Regions from separate parts of the Homo sapiens genome. Here regions 2, 3 and 4 are each linked to region 1. Evidence: chromatin contacts called from ENCODE Hi-C or POLR2A ChIA-PET data. All regions are on one chromosome and are shown on one strand. Each heading gives the region's core, a stretch centred on a gene start or an enhancer-like site at or near the end of the contact. The rest is flanking DNA. Distances are from core to core; before and after follow the strand shown.

Region 1 (4,426 bases), core at 1,244-3,743:
GCACATCTGTTTGTTATATGCCCCTGCTTACAGCAGAAAGAGCTCACCTCCTTTTGTTCACACGTAAGTGACAGCAAGTGTATTTATTTCCTGTTGTCCTGTAACAAATTAGCACAAACTCAGCACTTTTAAGCAACATGCATTTATTATCTCATATATTCTGAGAGTCAGGAATCAGAGCACAGCTTAGCTGGGTTCTCTGCTTCAGGGTCGCTTTCAAGGCTGCAGTCAAGGTGTTGGTCAAGGCTGGGCTCTCATCTGAGGCTCGACTGTGGAAGAATCCACTTCCAAGCTCACTGATGTGGTTGCTAGTGGAATTCACTTCTTTGCAGATTGTTAGACTGAGGGCCAACACTGTCTGTCAACTGGAGACCACTCTCAGTTCCTCGCACATGGAGCCCTCTGAAGTGGCACTTGCTTCATTGAAGGATGCAAGCCAAGAAGGCAATAGAGAGAGTCTTTCAGTAAGATTGAAATTATAATTCATGTAATATAATTACGGAAATGACATCCTACCACCTTTGCAGTGTTCTTTTGGTTAAAAGCAAGTCATAGGTCCTGCCCACAGTCAACAGAGAGACAGACAAAGGGACCTACATGCCAGGAGGCAGGGAGCATTGAGAGCCATCTTAGAATCTGTCCACCAGGTTAAGCAACCGTGAGTTGTGTGAATATGTGATGGGGCATGGCTGGCAGTGATGGGTCCCTTTGGGGAGGGAAGTGCCATATTGGTGAGAGAGAGGGGCAGGGAGACCTACCCAGGACAGATTTGTGCAAACCCACATGCTGGTCTCATTGGGTTAGGGAGAGCTGGCCTTCTCTTAGCCACCCCTGCACAGAGATGACATTCTTTCTCTGGAAGAAGGCCTGATGCCTCTGAGTTGGCTTCCTGTTATGACAGGCCATGATGAATGGGCATAGGCCCCTTCATCCTAGTTTCACCCCTGGGGCCCTGTATACCTTGCCAAGGAGGTTGATAGGACATGAATTAGGGTAGTAGCCATAGGGATGGGAAAGAAAGACTGAAAAAGGATTTAGAAAGTAATATTGGATGACATATGACAGATTAGATGTGGAAGAAATGATGTGTAGGGAGAGGCGTGGGAATACGTTTCTGCAGTGGGAAATTTGGTAGACGGTGATGTCATTAACCAAGAGAAGAAAACATGGATAGAAGGTCTGGGGTCTTTGGTCATGCTGATTTCCAGAAGAGGATGCAGATAATTACCAGTATAGTTTCAGAGCTCCAGACCAGGAGGCCGGCTAGGGATGGACAACTGGGAATCACAGTGAGGAGATGGTAACTGGAGCCTCCTCTGTGGTGTAAAGCACCCAAGCAAGCAAGAGTCAGCCAGGACAGATTCCTTGAGGAGCATCTATCCAGGAAGAATTAGCAAAGGTGGAAAAACCGGAGAAGGCTGAGGAGTGGACAGAGAGGCGGGTGGAGAACCAGGACAATGCAATGTCCTAGGAGCCAGGGGAGGAGCGGTTGGCAGCATCAAGTCCTGTACAGACAGGCGAATGGATGCCGCACATCACTGTGACTTTGTAGAGTCAGGTGCAGGGAGCAGAGGAGACAAAGCCCTATCCCAGGGGGCTGAAGAGTAAATGGGAGACAATTTAAAGAAAAGGGACTAAGGCTTAGCAGGCAAAAGTGTGAAATTGGAGTGCTGGCTCCACAGGTTGCCAGCTGAGCGGCATCTAGGCAGGCCCTGGCCTCTTGGAAGAAGAGGGCACACAGCACCCCTCCTAGGGCTGTTGTGAGGTGTAGTGAGGTTGTGCCTGCCTGTGACAGCACAGGAGGAACAGCACAGAGCTCATCTCTACTTCTGCTCCTGCTCCCGCCAGTGTCTTCTTGAAAAATGGTCTTTTAAAACTATTGCCCTCCCCAGCTTACATGTTCCCTCAGTGTGTGGGATAACATTCACATTCCCTGCACGAGTTGGCCTCTACTTATCTCCCCATCCTCACACCCTCGCTCCTGTCCTCCTTGAACATGTGAAGCTCTTTCAAACCTCGGAGCCCTTCCCTGCAGAGTTTCCCCTGCGTGGGCCTTTCTTCCGACTTAGTTGTTGTCAGTCACCCTTCTGGGAAGTGATGGCTTAAATGTCATTTCCTAAATAATTCCTCTGGCTCCTGACCTGAGTTAGGCTTCCTGGCATCTTCTCCAGCACCTGGCACAGTTCCAGATGCATAGCAGGAATGCAAACAAATGCTCGTCCATGAATAAAGGAGAATACCAGCAACTGGCTGTGTGACCTTGGGCAAGTCACTTCACCTCTCTGTGCTTTAGAGTTTCCTCCTCTGTAGTAGGAAGTAGGACTATGTATCTCTAAGATCTCTTTCGGCTCTGGCAATCTTTGGCTCTTTAATGCTAGTGTCTGTACAGGTTTCTCATAAGGCTTCACGGAATAATGCAAGTGAGAGCCTTGTTGAATTGAAGGGGGAGGGGGAGGAGGCTAGGGAGCTTGGCAGAGGCAGCGGAGTACCCACAACGAGGCCCACTCACCCACTCATTTCCTCAGCCACCCACGGGGCCTGCAGTCCCCACGTGTAGCCTGATAGGCAGGGACTAGGGGACAGCCAGAATCAAAACCACAGCCTCCCGTTTTTAGTGTGTGGGCTTCAATTCGATGAGCTAGGGAGGAGACTTCTGGAGAAAAAATACTCTGTAGGGTCACATACACCCAGACAGTGTGGACACCTGCTACACACACATACCAATATGTGCATTTACAACTAATTACATACAAAGGAAAGCACACACACACCCAGAGGTGCACAAGCACACGGTCAATGCCCTGCAGAGCCCACCTGCAGCTCCCTGAGCCCAGGACAGCTCTGTTACCCTCTGAGTCTCTGGGTCAATCTTTACCCTTGCCCTCTGGGTCTTCCCTCTCTCAACAAACCCTGAGGCTGGGCACTGAGGCCTAGGGGATTCAGTGATTTTACTGATAAGGCTGAAAACAGGCAGGAAGGGAGGGTAACTTACAGTGCTCTCCGGATGTTACAGTATTTGCATTTCCACAGTCTATGTGTCTGAAAAAAACTGGGTTTAGTCTAGAAACTTGGTGGTACGCAGGTGTAGCTTTCAAGAGAACTGGGAAACAATGCTGTATGGAGATGGTAACCACTTGTGAGCTGGGTCAGTTTCACTATTTACTATACAGGCTGGCCATGATCTCATTGAACTCTCAGAAGTGCCTTCTGCACAGATAATTTATAGATGATGAAACTGAGACTTGGACATGTAAAGTAATTTGCCCAAGGCATGCAATTTGTAATTGGCAGATCTGGGACTCAGGGAGTAGGCTTCTGATTCCAAAGACAAGTGCTCTTACCACCCCTACCAGCTCAGCCTCTTGCCTCTGGTGTGTGCCCCTGCCCCCTCCCGCCTCTGGGCTCCACATTCTGGCTGCTGACTCCCTCACACATGGCCTGGTGGAGCCCCTACCCATGCTGAGTGGGGCTGGGAAAATGGTGAATTTTCTAGAAAATTGTGAAAGCGCTGCCTACGAGAATGGCTGCCTGGGACACTCCAGCTGCAGGCCCTGGGGCAGTGCCCGTTTGGAAGGTGCAGAGTTTTCTGGAGATAAGCAAACATGAGTCAGGAGAAAGCGACAAACAGCTCACCCCTGCAGATTGGCTGCCAGGACGTGAGATGATCATGCAACGTCAAGCTAACAGCCTCAAATCTTTTTGAAATCGAGTGCCCAGTTGACAGTTAAATCAGTCCGGAGACACAACTTCTCTCCCTCTCAAAACATATACACACACGCGCACACGCGTGCACACACACACGCACACACACACACACTTGATGTGGATTGTGGGACCAGAGCATTCAGGACTTTACAGCTCTAAAGGACCTTCGAGCTCATTGAGCTCTTGACCACCTTAATGTCAAGAATCGCCCAAAGTACCCATTTAAAAGACAAATTCTAACCTCAGCCCATTCCAGGTCTCCAGAATTCTAAGGGAATCTCTAAAAATCTTCTCAAGAAGCTGGATGTTTTACCAGGTTCCTGAGAGATTCTCATCACATCAGAGTTTGTTCCTTCAGGGTTTTGGAACACTGAATCTAGACTAACCCCTTCATTTTATAAGCAACATTTTAGTGATCTACAACATTTGTGTGAGCTGCGCAAAGCCACACAGCAAGTTGGCAGCAGGGCAAACGTGGATTCCCAGCACCGGGCCTCTCTGTCACACCACTCTTCTGACCACATAGAAAAGGAAGGATGGAAGGAAATCAGAGTTACTGAGCGCCTGCCATGGGTTGGGGCATGCTGGACAATTCAGTAGTAAGAGCAAAGGGAACCCCCTGGGTGCCAAGTGCTGTGCAGGGCACTTTTCCTGCTTTTGGAATTTAATACTTATAGTAGCTCTTGGCTGGGAATGGTTACCCTCCTCACGTGCGAGATGA
Region 2 (4,196 bases), core at 1,363-3,862, 1.3 Mb after region 1:
TCTTATCAGGACACCATCCCTATTCACACTGTAAAAGTGTCTTCCACTCTCACTCTACCTCTTAATCTGATTTATGTTTCTTCTTTGCATTTATCAATAATTGACATACATATTTCTTGATGCCTTTGCAGTGCAGACAATAAATGGTTAAAGTATGTTCAGATGGCAATTTCCAAGGATAGGGTGGCTGCTCATAGGAAAGCACTTATTTAGAAATCAAATTCAACTTTAGAAAAACGAATAAAAACTCAGAAAAACAATGACTCAAATGGGAGAAAAAAGCAAAGAAAATAAAATATTTCAAGTGCCAAGAATAAAATAAGCAAATACTAAATGCTATTGGAGATACAGAAGGAAGGAAAAAGAAAGAAATAGTTTAATAACTAACACCAGTAGGTTGGAACCCTTGAGAGAGAGAGAGAGTTGTATCTAGAGCAGAAATTCTTAACTTTAAGACTTTTTGAAAATCTGAAGAAAGATATAGACCTCTCTCCAGGAAAAATGTGCATCTATTCATTCAAACACAATTTTACCTACAATATCTGGAACCCCTGAAAAATCTATCCATGTACTTCAAGCTGAAGGTCTTAAAAGCCCTTGCATGCCATGGCCTACCTCCAGAAATAGCCTGTCATGAAAGTCCTGCCCCAAAGAATCACCACCAAGACAGGTCTAGAGGCTTCTTTACAAAAGGCTAGCTTCATTTTTGATCTCCTTATCACTAACAAGGTCTTCTGTTAGCCCATAGTGCAGAACCTTGGAAAAAAAGGCAATAGGAAATGGCTTGCAAGCACATTCTGCTGACCTGGACATGTAAAATAAGCTAATGGGAAGGAAGAGGATGGGCCATCTGAAATGAAAGTAGTAGGTATTCATTCCTCACTGGCTAAATTTTGAAAATGACGGCCTTTGTCTTGTTATAAACAAAGAATGATCAAAAGGAGAGCATTTGACATGTAGTCCATAAGCCTGAGTTCTACTACGCTCTACCACTAACAAGTAGTTGCTTGACCAAAAATATATTGCTCAATTTTGTTGTCTACAAGCTGGAATTTTGAGTGATTTTTACTTTTCTCAGTACATACAATTTTTAAAAATTCTGAGGTGAATACCATTTTATTCAAATCTAAATATATTTTAAATATACATAAGTTTAGTAGAGAAGTGATTCATAAGTCATTTTGTAAAGAAAATGATTGCCATAACTGATTTTTAGCATAAATCTGGATTTTAATATAATGTACTGCACATTTCACAAAATGGTTTGAAATAAAAGTTTTTGGTTTATTTGAAAATTCTTACAGACAGAATACCAAAGATAACCCCTGGTAATCTGTCATTTGAATGTAAATAAATGCCCTCAAACTATAAAAAAAAAAAATCTATTAAAATAAACAGTCATTGCAAAGCCTACGCACTTATGAGACAGATGTGTCACATTTGTGGATTCAATACTGTCTATACAAGATGAAATTTTCTGATTGAATAATCTTAGATATAGCTGGTTTCCCTACCCATTTTGATTCTCTCCTAACTTTCCATAGGTAACAGCTTTTAATTTTATATAGGAGGAGTGAGAAAGAATTTCGAGAAAAGAAAGAAGTATCAACAAGAGAAATGACACAGTCTCTAAGGACATTTATAGCAGGAGCAAATGGTCCTATAAACTTCAGCAATAAGAGATTCACTATATAATAACCTAGTCATAGTGACTGAGGCTAAGTCATCAAGAAAGGGGTGTTCTGTAAACTCTCTTTTCTAAAGCAGGAAGCATCTGATATATTTTGGAACTATTTCCCAGGAGAAAAACAGTTACATTTTTTTTCACACTGTTTTAGCTCTTAAGGTAGTAATTTTCTGAAAAAATGTTATTTGTCTACAACTCCTTGTTTCCTGGGAATGAGAAATATATGAGATATCACTGCAGGTGCTGAAGCCACCTATAGATACTTATCAGAGAAAAATGGCAATCTTTTAATGATAATAAATTACCATAAAATTTGTTTTAAGTGACTCAATTACTAAATATGATGTGGGGAAGAAAACAGCATGAGGGATTTGATCTGGTGATTTAGACTATGCAACAAAGAATTTGATTCTTACGTTAGCTATCCATTTCTCTTTGCCGAAGTGTACACAGTGGCGGAGCATACAGGTGTTTTCTAAAAGGCAGGAGCCATCAACCATCAGCAGGATGTGAGGGAAGTAATGTCACATAGAAAAGAAGTGCCTCTTCCCCAGTGATTCTTACCTGTTTCTCCCAGAATCTCTGAATCCTTTAGCAAAAGGGTTTCGGTCAATTTTTAATCTGGTAATCTGGAAACAAACAAATAAGTATGAATTGCTTTTATATTAACTGATTTCTTTCTTAGTACTCCTAGAAAATTACAAAAATCACTTTTTTAATAACAGTTGTTGCTTTTATTTAATTTCCTTTCAGCTCAAGATTTAATTTGAAGCTGGATATAGAACTTGGCCTGGCACACAGATGTCTGACCCACCCGACTCACTTCTCTATAAAAACTAAAATTTGCCCAGTATGTGACTCTAAAAACTCTCTCCTACTCACCTTCCTTGCCCCAGAGTGGTGGTAAATCACTTGCCTAGACAGATATTGAAATGGAAAATTGGTCAATGGTCACGTCCATGGTACATGACACACGGGAGGCACTTAAAAAATGCTTGTTGAATGAGTGAGTAAACAAATGATGTGTAAGTGAGTTAATAATTAATAATGGACTCAGTCAATTCAGTTAGGTGGAATCAGACCACAAGACAATCTGCCTTAGCCTGAAAGACCCAAAAAATTGACTGCATTTGCCATTTCACTGAAGGCATGCCTTTCCTACCACTAGAAATTATTCATTTAATGACTTGAAATGTTCATGTAGAAGACAGAAAAAGCAGACTTTTGCCAGGGTCTTACCCAAAGGAAAATCTACAATGTGAGACTGAATGGGGCAGGATGCAGTACATGTTATCCAGTCTCCAAGACTCACAAGCAAATCAGAAACAAAGAGCCAGTTTCATAAGGCTGACCAAGCTAGCACATCCAATTGTGTCACCAGCTTGGTCCTCAGGGGCCATGTGGTTCAACCCCCACTCAATGCATAAGTCCCCATCCATTGCATCCTATCTTAGTTCTGGCAAACCCTGCCATGGTTGTATATATTGCCCTCATGCCTGTAGACTAGAACAAGCCTGAACAACATATGTCACATGCACTCTAGTGTTTCCACTTTCAGCCTTGGTACCTTTGTGTCTGAATTGTTAATGACTCACTACATGCAAGCAATGGAGACTTAGGCATAGGTGCTAGGGAGCTCAGGAAGGAAGGAAGGCACTCCCAATGCAAGGTGATTCTAGAAATAAGGGAATCTCATTATTTAAGACCATCTTCATATTTTTGATAATTGTAGAACGTATCACTAGGACAGCTAAAGTTGTTTCCTACATTGCAAATCTTTCCTAGTTCTCTTTCACCTCATTTTATCAGAGTGGAATTTCCCAAGACCGCAGTCTTTAAAGGTCTTTCAAAGCAATGTGAGATTCTGACAAACAGACTCTGACTTGAAAGAGTCTTCCAGGCTTCAAGGTTATTTTCTTCCTAAATATTCCTTGCCTTTAAAATTGCACACTAATTATGCAGCACCAACAATGTAGCAAAAGCAATTTTACATGTATTTTATAGACCATAGCAGGAGTCTAAAGGTTTGGCTTTCTAAAGTCGAGTGTCTGCCATATGAATACTGTATTGAGTTTAAAGAGTGTCACTGCTTTTCTGTGTTTGACCGAAAATCAGTTCTTTCTTCCTCCATAATCCACAGCAATAAACCATGCACCATATTTTCTTTTCAAGTTGGAGTTATAATATTTTATTTTCTCTTTCAAGTTGGTTTATCCTGTCCAACTCATTTATGATAGGGATTTCTGACACATGACTGTGATACCATGTTTTGGGGGTCTCCACAGACCCCTGTAAATATAACAGCACTCTACTTCATGGGCCCGGGGGAAATGGTTAAAAATATATTTCCCACAGCTCATTGGATCCCAGGCCAATGGGTATGCATGGAAATTTAATAGCAAATGTCTCAAGTGTTAGAAAAAAACAATATCTGTACACTTGTTTTAAAGCTTTTAATGTGAGAATTAGGGAGCTTTATGAAGAGAGTGGTTGTGCCACTTATCATTTA
Region 3 (3,970 bases), core at 946-3,445, 1.1 Mb before region 1:
GCCAGGATCCAAAGCTAGGCATCTGACCCCAGAGCTGATGCTGTTAATCACTGCATTTGCAGCTTCCCTAATGAGGCAGGCTTGGGTCCCCAAAAGGGGATATACCCATTCAGTCTTGTCTTTAGTTTAAGGCCTATGCAGAGCAGTTTATAAATACATGTTTGCTGAATCAAATGACTTCTGAATGAATACATGAATTAGGTGAGAGAGATCACCAGGAAGGGACAGTTCAAATAATCTGTTGGAGGTGGAGCTTGGGCAAACTGGGTTTGCAGTGGAAGGGAGAACACAGGTACAGGCAGCAGTGACCCAAGGTGCCAGGGAATGAGGGACCAGCTTGCCTGGAGGAGAGTTACCCCATCCATTCAATTAATCCCTGTTTGTATCTCTTCTTTTCCCCAGCCACCCGCACATGAACTCCCCAGAGCTATTTGGGCCCTGTGATGGTAGTCCACCCTGGCCTTCTGGCCTCCCTGCCTCCAATTCCTCCTGACTGCAGCCTTCCTCTTTGTTGCTAACAGATTCTTCTTCCCAGGCGCATGGTCCTGATCCTGTAAGGCCCAGGAGAAGCTCTCTCAGCTCAGAGAATCCAGACTCCCTAAGGGGACACTCAGCAATCTTTTCCCACATTATCACATGTCCACACATCACCAGTCCTTGAAGGCTGGGCTCAAATATCCTCCCTCCCATGAAGACTGCTTCACAAAAGACACTTGATTTCACAAAAGAGACTGCCTTCTTCTTCCCTCTGTACCCTCACAGCTCACCTTTTTTTTTTTTTTTTTTTTTTGAGACAGGTCATATTCTGTCACCCAGGCTGGAGTTCAGTGGCACAATCACAGCTCACTGCATCCTCTGCCTCCGGGACTCAGGTGATTCTCCCACCTCAGCCTTCCGAGTAGCTGGGACTATAGGTATGCGCCACCACGCTCAGCTAATTTTTGTATTTTTTGTAGAGCCGATCTTTCACCGTGTTGGCCCTGCTGGTCTCCGATTCCTGGCCTCAAGTGATCCACCTGCCTCAGCCTCCCAAAGTGCTAGGATGACAGGTGTAAGCCACCACGCCCAGCCCAGGCCTCTTACAACACTGACTTATCTGATCGTGCGGGTACTTTTGAGTCTATCTCAACCCCTCCCCCTTGGCTGTCTTCCATAGATGCACACGCGCACCTCCCGGGCAGGCAGCGGACGCTGAGCAAACGGACGGACGGGCTGGAGGGCTGGCAGTGGGGTGCAGGAGCCAGCCATGAGAACCCCTCAAGTACAGTTGAACTCGCTGGGAGGTTACTGCTGTACTCCCGGGGTTTTGCTATGGCCTGACTGGGGCCAATGTGTGGAGGGTGAAGGAGGATGGGGAGGCAAAATGGGAAGAAGGGGACCTATTTCCTGAGGTTGTTGTGACGACTTGGCTGACAACACACGGAGAGGATGGAACCAGTTCTGATACTAGTTTTTAGGATTTGAGGGGAGGAAAAAGGAGCAGGAGTCGCACCACTTAGGAATCCCAACGTGAGGCCGCTGCCGACTGGGCTTCCTAGTTGCCTACCCGCTCCTCGCTGTGGGGCGATTCTGAAAAGTCCTCTCTGCTGATACGGCGGACGCCGCGCGGGCGGGGACGGCACCGCGCGGGGAGGGCAGCAGGCGTCGCCCTCGAGCAGGTGGCATCCGCGCCCGCTCCCCGTCCCGGGCGCGTTCACGGCTGGGAAAAATTTTGCAGTCCGCTGAAGCGCTCAGCGACGTTACTGGGGAAGCCCAGGAAGGAACTTGGTCACTGGAGCTCGGGAGGGGGCCGGCGGGGGGGCGCAGGCCCCGCAGGAGAGGCTAGCGGGCCGGAGCCCGTCCTTCCCTAAGGCCACACAGTTCCTTGCTGACTCCATGAGGGACACTGGCGATGAAATAACAACTTTCTCTTCCTGAAAAGGCTCCCACGGCTGAGTTGTTCCCGGCCCACAGCGACCCGTCCCCACCCGTCTCTGATCGGCAACCGCCTCGAGCCCGGCGCGTCCACCCAGCCTGGGTGCTGCCCAGTACCCGCCGGCCGGCGCGGGGCCCCTGGGGCAGGCTTCACTCACCAAAGCAGTGCAGCAGGCAGACCACGCTGAGGACCCCCAGGGCCCGCCCCGCGTCGCTCCCAGCAACCATGGCTCGTCGGGCCGGCCTCTGCGCGAGTGCCCAGCCACAAGCAGCCCTAAGTTCAAGCACCGCCTACGCGGTCGGCCAGAAGTAGGGCTCCGCCCCGCCCTGGGCTGGCAGCCGGCGGCCCGCCCCGGCCCTTCCTCCCCCACCCTCCGCGGCGCCGCGTTTGTCTTCGCGCTTCCACTCCCCGGGCGCGCCTCTGGCCTCGGCTCTGCGCGCCTCCTTCCTGTGTCCCCGGGGCGCCGTCCAGTCCCCCAGCTCGGTCCCTCCCGTCATTCCGCCGCCATTCCATACGCTATTTTTAAGTAAGAAATTCTTTCCTTGAAAATGGCTTGGTTTTAAAAACCAAGGTTTTAAAGTAAGAAATTCTTTCCTTGAAAATGGCTTGGTTTTAAAAACCAGGTTTCTCTGCCTTCCTACCGCACCTCCCGCGCTTCCCCTTAGCGTTTGGGGCGTGCTGTAGGCCCCTCCGTGGCTAGACGGGGCTGTGGCTCCCAGAGAGCCACCGGAGGAGGCAGCAGGACGGGCGGGAGCACCCGGGGCCCCTCATCCCTTCAGCGCTGTGTGATCCCGCATCAGACGGCCTCTTTGAACCACTTTTCCTCAAACATGACAAGGAAAGGGAGCATTTTAGACAACTGTTAGGCGTAGGGTTACCTGAGGCAGGCCTCCCCCGTCCCCATACTCCCTTATCCCCGGAGCTGGGATTTCCAGCCTTTGGTTTCTCCCTTCTCAGATTCCTCTTTTTCTGTCTTCCCCCATCTCAACCGGGACTTTCCCTCAGGCTGAGATGTCAGATCCACATCTCCCTCACTGCCCAGCCTCCCCACATCCATCCAGCCCAAGCTGAGGCAGGCACTCATCACTCTCCCCGCTCTTCATCAGTCTGGATTGAGCTGGCCCTCCCCTCACATCCCTATATCCCAGAACAAATGACCCTATTCCCAGAACCAGCTCCTCACATCAGCCTCCCTGTCTGTCCCCTTTCTTGCAGACAGAAGCACCAGAGTTGCCCCTGCCCAGCTGAGGGAGTTCACAGAACTCTTAGTTATTATGTGAGCAGGAATCCATTTCCATGAACAGGACTCCCTGCTGCCCAAATAACCACCAACACATACATGGTGCAGGTTGTGAAACTGAGTGGGAATGTGCTTTCTTGCTGCTTCACCTCCATTATCCCCAGGTGGGGACTCGAAGTCACTCAAGACACTTGAACCATATTGCAAAGAGACATGAATTATTTCTTAAGTTAGCCATAAAATCTTAAAAGGTATCTCTATCAGTGAAACTTCTGGGACCAATGCCCTCTACCACAAACCTGCTATCTCGAGATATTCCCTACCATCTGTAGATACTGGGAACACAAGGCAGGGGCAGTGTGTAACATAAAATATGAGGAAATCAAGTGTTCTCTGCCCTGGGCTGGTAGGAACTCAGGCCAACTTAGAAAGGCAGGATGGGGTTAGACCTTCAGACACTGGGGAGCCACAGAAAGTTTTTGAGCTGGGAAGTGATATGACAGCAAACATCTATTGAGCAGGCCCTGTGTGAAGTGCATTGCTTGGATTAACTTAGTCTTACTGCTGCTGTTGTTTTTGCAAATGAGGAAACTGATGCCTGGGGAAGGTAAATTACTCAGGGCACACAGTAAAGGGCAGAACTTGGAGTCCAGCTGAGGCCATGTCCAATGCCTCTACTCTTATCCCTTCATACAGGAACGGGATATGATAATGGGACTTTTGGACTGACAGCTATGCAGCCATTTGGACTGCCAGCAAGAGCTGTTAAGCCCCTTAAGAGCAGGGCTGAGGAAAGAACAGCCCAGTCACATGGG
Region 4 (4,387 bases), core at 1,053-3,552, 1.1 Mb before region 1:
GTCTACTAAAAAGAGCATTTAAGTAAATTTAGGTTCACCAAGATAATGGAATACTATGTTGTCATTTAAAATGATGTTTTCTAAGACAAGTTAATGCTTATGCTCCAATTATAATCTGAAAAATAAAAGCATTTAATGGTTCCCCCATCTTCTCCTCCTCCTGAATTCCTTCTCGCTCAGTTAAATAAAGTACCCAGCCTGCCTTGGTAGAAACCAGAGTCACACACTGACTTCCCTTTCTACTTGGGGCTTCCTAGTTTTTAAGTTTAATCTAGCTCACACAAGTCCTTACATACTTCCTTAAGATTTTCTTTAATTAAAAAGACTTTTAATCATCTTTTAAGCAGTGGAATTTCTCAGAATTAAATCTTCAGTGGCAATCCAATCCAATGGATAAGAAGTTGCTCTAGTTGACTCAAAATTGAAAGCCTAGAGCCCTGCTCTCCTAACTTCCTCTGGTCCCTTTTGCCCACCCCACCCCATAGCAGCCCTCAGGGGACTTCCAAGGAACATGCATCCCCAGAATAGTTCAAAAATGCCTGTTCTCAGTATTTCATATACTTATGCCTGCCTCTGTAACTAGGCTGGGCATTTCTCAGGGGCAGAAAACCAAGCTTTCTACCTCCTTAGAAATGGTCCTTTGAAGCATTTCTCAAATTTTAAGGTGCCTAAGAATCACCAAGGGTGCTTGTTAAAAATACAGATTCCTGAGCCCCACCATCCCAGGTGCTTCTGATGTATGTGGCCTGTTTGTTCTGTTGCAGATTCTAATGTATTGATCTAGCTCTGCCAATGTCTAGTCTTTCATCCAGCACTTTCTGAACTGAACAGAGGTGCATCATCAGCCCCAGAGACTGTGTATCTTTGGAGGGCAAAGACTAGGTATGACTCACCTTTCAACCACAGCACATGACATAATGCAAGGCACACAGATGGCTCCTCACAAGCAGTACAGGACAGATGGGGAGACAGATGGATAGAAGGATAGATTCAGAGAGACAGTCTTCAAATAAAATGTAAATTCTTCTACCCGCTATCTCCAAAGAGGTACAGTATGGTGTTTAGCATGGACTCAGAAGCCCAGCTGCCTGAGTGCATATCCCAGCTTCATGACTAAGAGCCATTTGACATTGGGCAAGTTACTTAAATCACCTTGTGTCTAGGTTTCCTCCTCTCTACAATAAGGACACAAATAGTACTTACTCTATCAGACTGTAATGAGATTAAATGAGTTAACACAGATAATAATCAACATATGAATTAACATGTAGTGCCTGCACAGAGTAAGTACTTAACAAATGCTAGCTGTAATAGAGCACACGGCCATTGGCTGTGAGTTTCCAACTCCAGGAAGCCGAGGCTCCCCGGAGGGTATGTGATATGATGAGAAGAGTCACTGAGTAGGAGTTGGGAGGTTTGATCAAGCCTTAGCCTTGGCCTGCTGTGTGACCTGGGGCCACAGTCCTTTTAGGAGCTGGAAGAGTTTTAAGAAAGCATCCATCCAGGTCTCTTGTTCTACTTACAGAGAAACGGACTCCTAAACTGTCTTATTTTCATCTGTGAAAGGGAATGCTGTATCAGGTCACTGTAAAGGTCAAACAGAATATGACTGAGTGCCACATGCAGGGTTTGTAAAAAAGAAAAGAAAAGAAAAGAAAAGAAAAAAAACAGAATATGAAAGTAATTTCAGGGGAAACATGAAGAAGTGTTAGTATTATCTTCTAAGTTGCTAGAACTCCCTTGACTAGGTAGAAGCTCTTTCTGGCTATCTCATTACACAACAGTTGCCAGATGGCAAAGGTAGAAGTGCCTATCCAACTCATCTAAAAGTGTGCAAGCCTTTCTGCAGCACCTAGATCACAGTTTCTACACCTCAGATCTTTTCCTTCTATAAATCTTTCATATTTTCTTGCTGCCCGTGGGACTTACCACAGCTGTATCTAACAAATATTCGTTATACCTCTACTTTAAGCAGCATTAAACTGGCAAGAAATGTGCCTACTTCCTCCCTAAGACAATTAGTCAATTTATAATTAATGAATTGAGTTCACTGCTGTGTAAAAAATGAGAATTTCTTACACATATCTGATGACATTTTATAGAAATATGTGTATATTTTCACGAATTTTAGTAAAGGTCAAGTATCAATCCAGCCCAGTTAAGGACAGGGCAGTTAATTCTACTTACATAAAAATCATCATCTGAGATGTGATGAAGGTCCATAAAAAGATGGGAAAGGACTAATAAACCTCAGAAGTAGAAATTTTAAGGGGACTTTTGGGTATGGAGGAAAGCCAGATCTCAATGTACACACAGAAGGAAGTGGATGCCCTGAATTTAGGAAGTGCCAGGAAATCCCCCTGTCCAAAATATGCTCACTGGAAGTCTCCTATTAGGTCTGGTGTCTCTAGAAGATTACCAGGTTACTAAAACAAGTGTTAACATTACCTCAAGGAAGTATGACTTCCTCTTTTCTTAAAAAAAAAAAAAAATAGTATGACCAATCATTTTATCATGCAGATGTGAAACCTAGAGTCATCTTATGTCTTTTTACAACCAAAACCTACATCTTGCAGACTCTTTCTTGGACCCTCTATCTACCTGGATGATAGTAGCTTCTAACTTGACATCTCCTCTCTTTAATCCATCATAAGTATGCACCATCACATTAATCTTCCAAAAATGTATTTTATCAAGTCACTTCCTTGCTCCAGTATAGGACACAATGGCTCCCCACTGCTACAAGCTGATGTCCAGACTCTCAAACCAGGACTTTAAGTCCCACACTCAATACTATCAATATCACTGCCTCCTGATCAAAACTCACCTCCCCTGTACTTTACTCCTCTGCAGGCTTCCTAAGGTCTATCCAGTTGGTCTGACTAACAAAACCATACCTTTGCTGAGGTGCCATAGAATATTTTATTTAATTAATTTATTTAGCTAGTTATTTTGAGGCAGGGTCTTGGTCTGTCACCCAGACTGGAGTGCAGAGGTGCAATCATGGCTCACTGCAGCCTCAGCCTCCTGGGCTCAAGGGATCCTCCCACCTCAGCCTCTTGAGTAGCTGGGACTACAGGCATGCACCACCATGCCTGGTTAATTATTTTATTTTTGTAGAGATGGAGTCTTGCTATGTTGCCTAGGATGGTCTTGAACTACTGGGCTTAAGCAACCCTCCCTCCTCAGCCTCACAAAGTGCTGGGATTATAGCCTTGAGCCACAATGCCCGGCCTAGAATATTTTAAATTATTTTAAAACAGTTCATCAAGTTTAAGAGGAGAAATTTATTCAAATGTTTTGAATTAGTTTTACAAACTCTATAAAAAGGGCTCTTAAAATGTGTGATCTAAATTCTGACTCAATCCTCTTGTTTGTTGGCCCTATCTATAAATTATCAGATCCCCAATGTCCATGTTTCAAAGATTCTACTTTTTCAAGGAAATCTTCTAAGAGGATACTTTGACATCTTAGCAAGCTGTATTTGTCTAAATAGAGTCCACAGGGGTCAGACCTCACATAGCCTTGCAAGTCGCTTTACACATTTTAGCTTTAACAGAGTTAGATGGGGCCATTAGAAAGTTCCACACAGATGAGTGACATGATCTGACTTCTGTTTTAAAAAGATCATTCTGGTAGAACCAATACAACTTCCTGGTAGAGTGAATGTGGTATTCAAGAAAAAGAGAGGTATCAAGGATGACATCCCGGTTTCAGACTGACCAGCTGAAAGGATGGGGCTGCCATTAACCAAAAGGGAAAAGATTTGGGGAGGAGCAGCAGGTTTTAAGGGGAAGATAATGAGCTTACTTTTGGACTTGTGATATTTGAAAGGCCAATTAGATGTCTGACTGGAGAGGTACACTGGGCAGTCAGGTATACACATAAGGAGCTCGGCGGGGTACTCTGGGCTAGAGCTCTAGATCTGTACATTATTAGCATTGAGATGATATTTAAAGCCCTGACATGGGATGAGCTCACCCACTGGCTATGAACGCAGACAGAAAAGGAAAGAGACCTAAGGCTTAAGCCTTGATGTTTCCAGTGTTAAGAGGTTGGGGAAACAAGGAAACTAGCAAAAGAAGCTGAAAAGGAATAGTCAGTGTGTTAGAAAGAAATGTGAAGCCAGGCACAGTGGCTCACACCTGTAATCCCAACACTTTGGGAGGCCAAGGCAGGTGGATCACCTGAGGTCAGGAGTTCAAGACCAGCCTGACCAACATGGTGAAACCCCATCTCTACTAAAAATACAAAATTAGCCAGGCATGGTGGTGCATGCCTGTAATCTCAACTGTTCAGGAGGCTGAGGCAGAAGATTCACTTGAACCCGGGAGGCATAGGTTGCAGTGAGCTGAGATCGCGCCATTGCATTCCAGCCTGGGCAACA

What was found. A loop is a pair of places that touch in the nucleus more often than their neighbours do. ChIA-PET counts read pairs that join two places held with the same protein, here RNA polymerase II (POLR2A). Pooled maps may share reads with other maps.
Region 2: a loop to region 1 is called in a pooled map, with 7 times the contacts of the local background. The contact joins two enhancer-like sites. A Hi-C loop is called at or near these places in 3 of 37 single-sample maps with no recorded cell type and 3 of 50 pooled maps.
Region 3: a map with no recorded cell type shows a loop between it and region 1 (15-fold over the local background). The contact joins the promoter of CD58 here to the enhancer-like site in region 1. A Hi-C loop is called at or near these places in 11 of 37 single-sample maps with no recorded cell type and 7 of 50 pooled maps. POLR2A ChIA-PET finds 5 or more read pairs at or near these places in 1 of 52 experiments (activated CD4-positive, alpha-beta T cell).
Region 4: a pooled map shows a loop between it and region 1 (4-fold over the local background). The contact joins two enhancer-like sites. A Hi-C loop is called at or near these places in 17 of 37 single-sample maps with no recorded cell type and 8 of 50 pooled maps. POLR2A ChIA-PET finds 5 or more read pairs at or near these places in 2 of 52 experiments (CD8-positive, alpha-beta memory T cell and activated naive CD4-positive, alpha-beta T cell).

The regions. Positions count from the first base shown.
Region 1 is chr1:117,651,703-117,656,128 of GRCh38, forward strand. No RefSeq gene overlaps it. Among named protein-coding and RNA genes, the nearest start is that of TENT5C, 48 kb to the left of the region's middle. RefSeq lists enhancers at 3,311-3,470, 4,289-4,358. Within about 2 kb of position 2,494, at least 11 of the 41 ENCODE cell types and tissues checked have a DNase peak (open chromatin) inside an H3K27ac peak, as active enhancers do.
Region 2 is chr1:118,911,864-118,916,059 of GRCh38, forward strand. It overlaps TBX15 (T-box transcription factor 15), which reads right to left. Exons shown (of 8, transcript NM_001330677.2): 6 at 2,252-2,316. Among named protein-coding and RNA genes, the nearest start is that of TBX15, 74 kb to the right of the region's middle. Within about 2 kb of position 2,613, at least 2 of the 41 ENCODE cell types and tissues checked have a DNase peak (open chromatin) inside an H3K27ac peak, as active enhancers do.
Region 3 is chr1:116,568,831-116,572,800 of GRCh38, forward strand. It overlaps CD58 (CD58 molecule), which reads right to left and starts at 2,196. Exons shown (of 6, transcript NM_001779.3): 1 at 2,073-2,196. The coding sequence starts at 2,142. LOC124904385 (a long non-coding RNA gene) reads left to right here and starts at 2,145. Exons shown (of 2, transcript XR_007066497.1): 1 at 2,145-2,223. RefSeq lists an enhancer at 1,268-1,327 and silencers at 1,798-1,867, 1,938-2,397.
Region 4 is chr1:116,537,874-116,542,260 of GRCh38, forward strand. All of the region lies in intron 2 of CD58 (CD58 molecule), which reads right to left. Among named protein-coding and RNA genes, the nearest start is that of MIR548AC, 20 kb to the right of the region's middle. RefSeq lists an enhancer at 713-782. Within about 2 kb of position 2,303, at least 2 of the 41 ENCODE cell types and tissues checked have a DNase peak (open chromatin) inside an H3K27ac peak, as active enhancers do.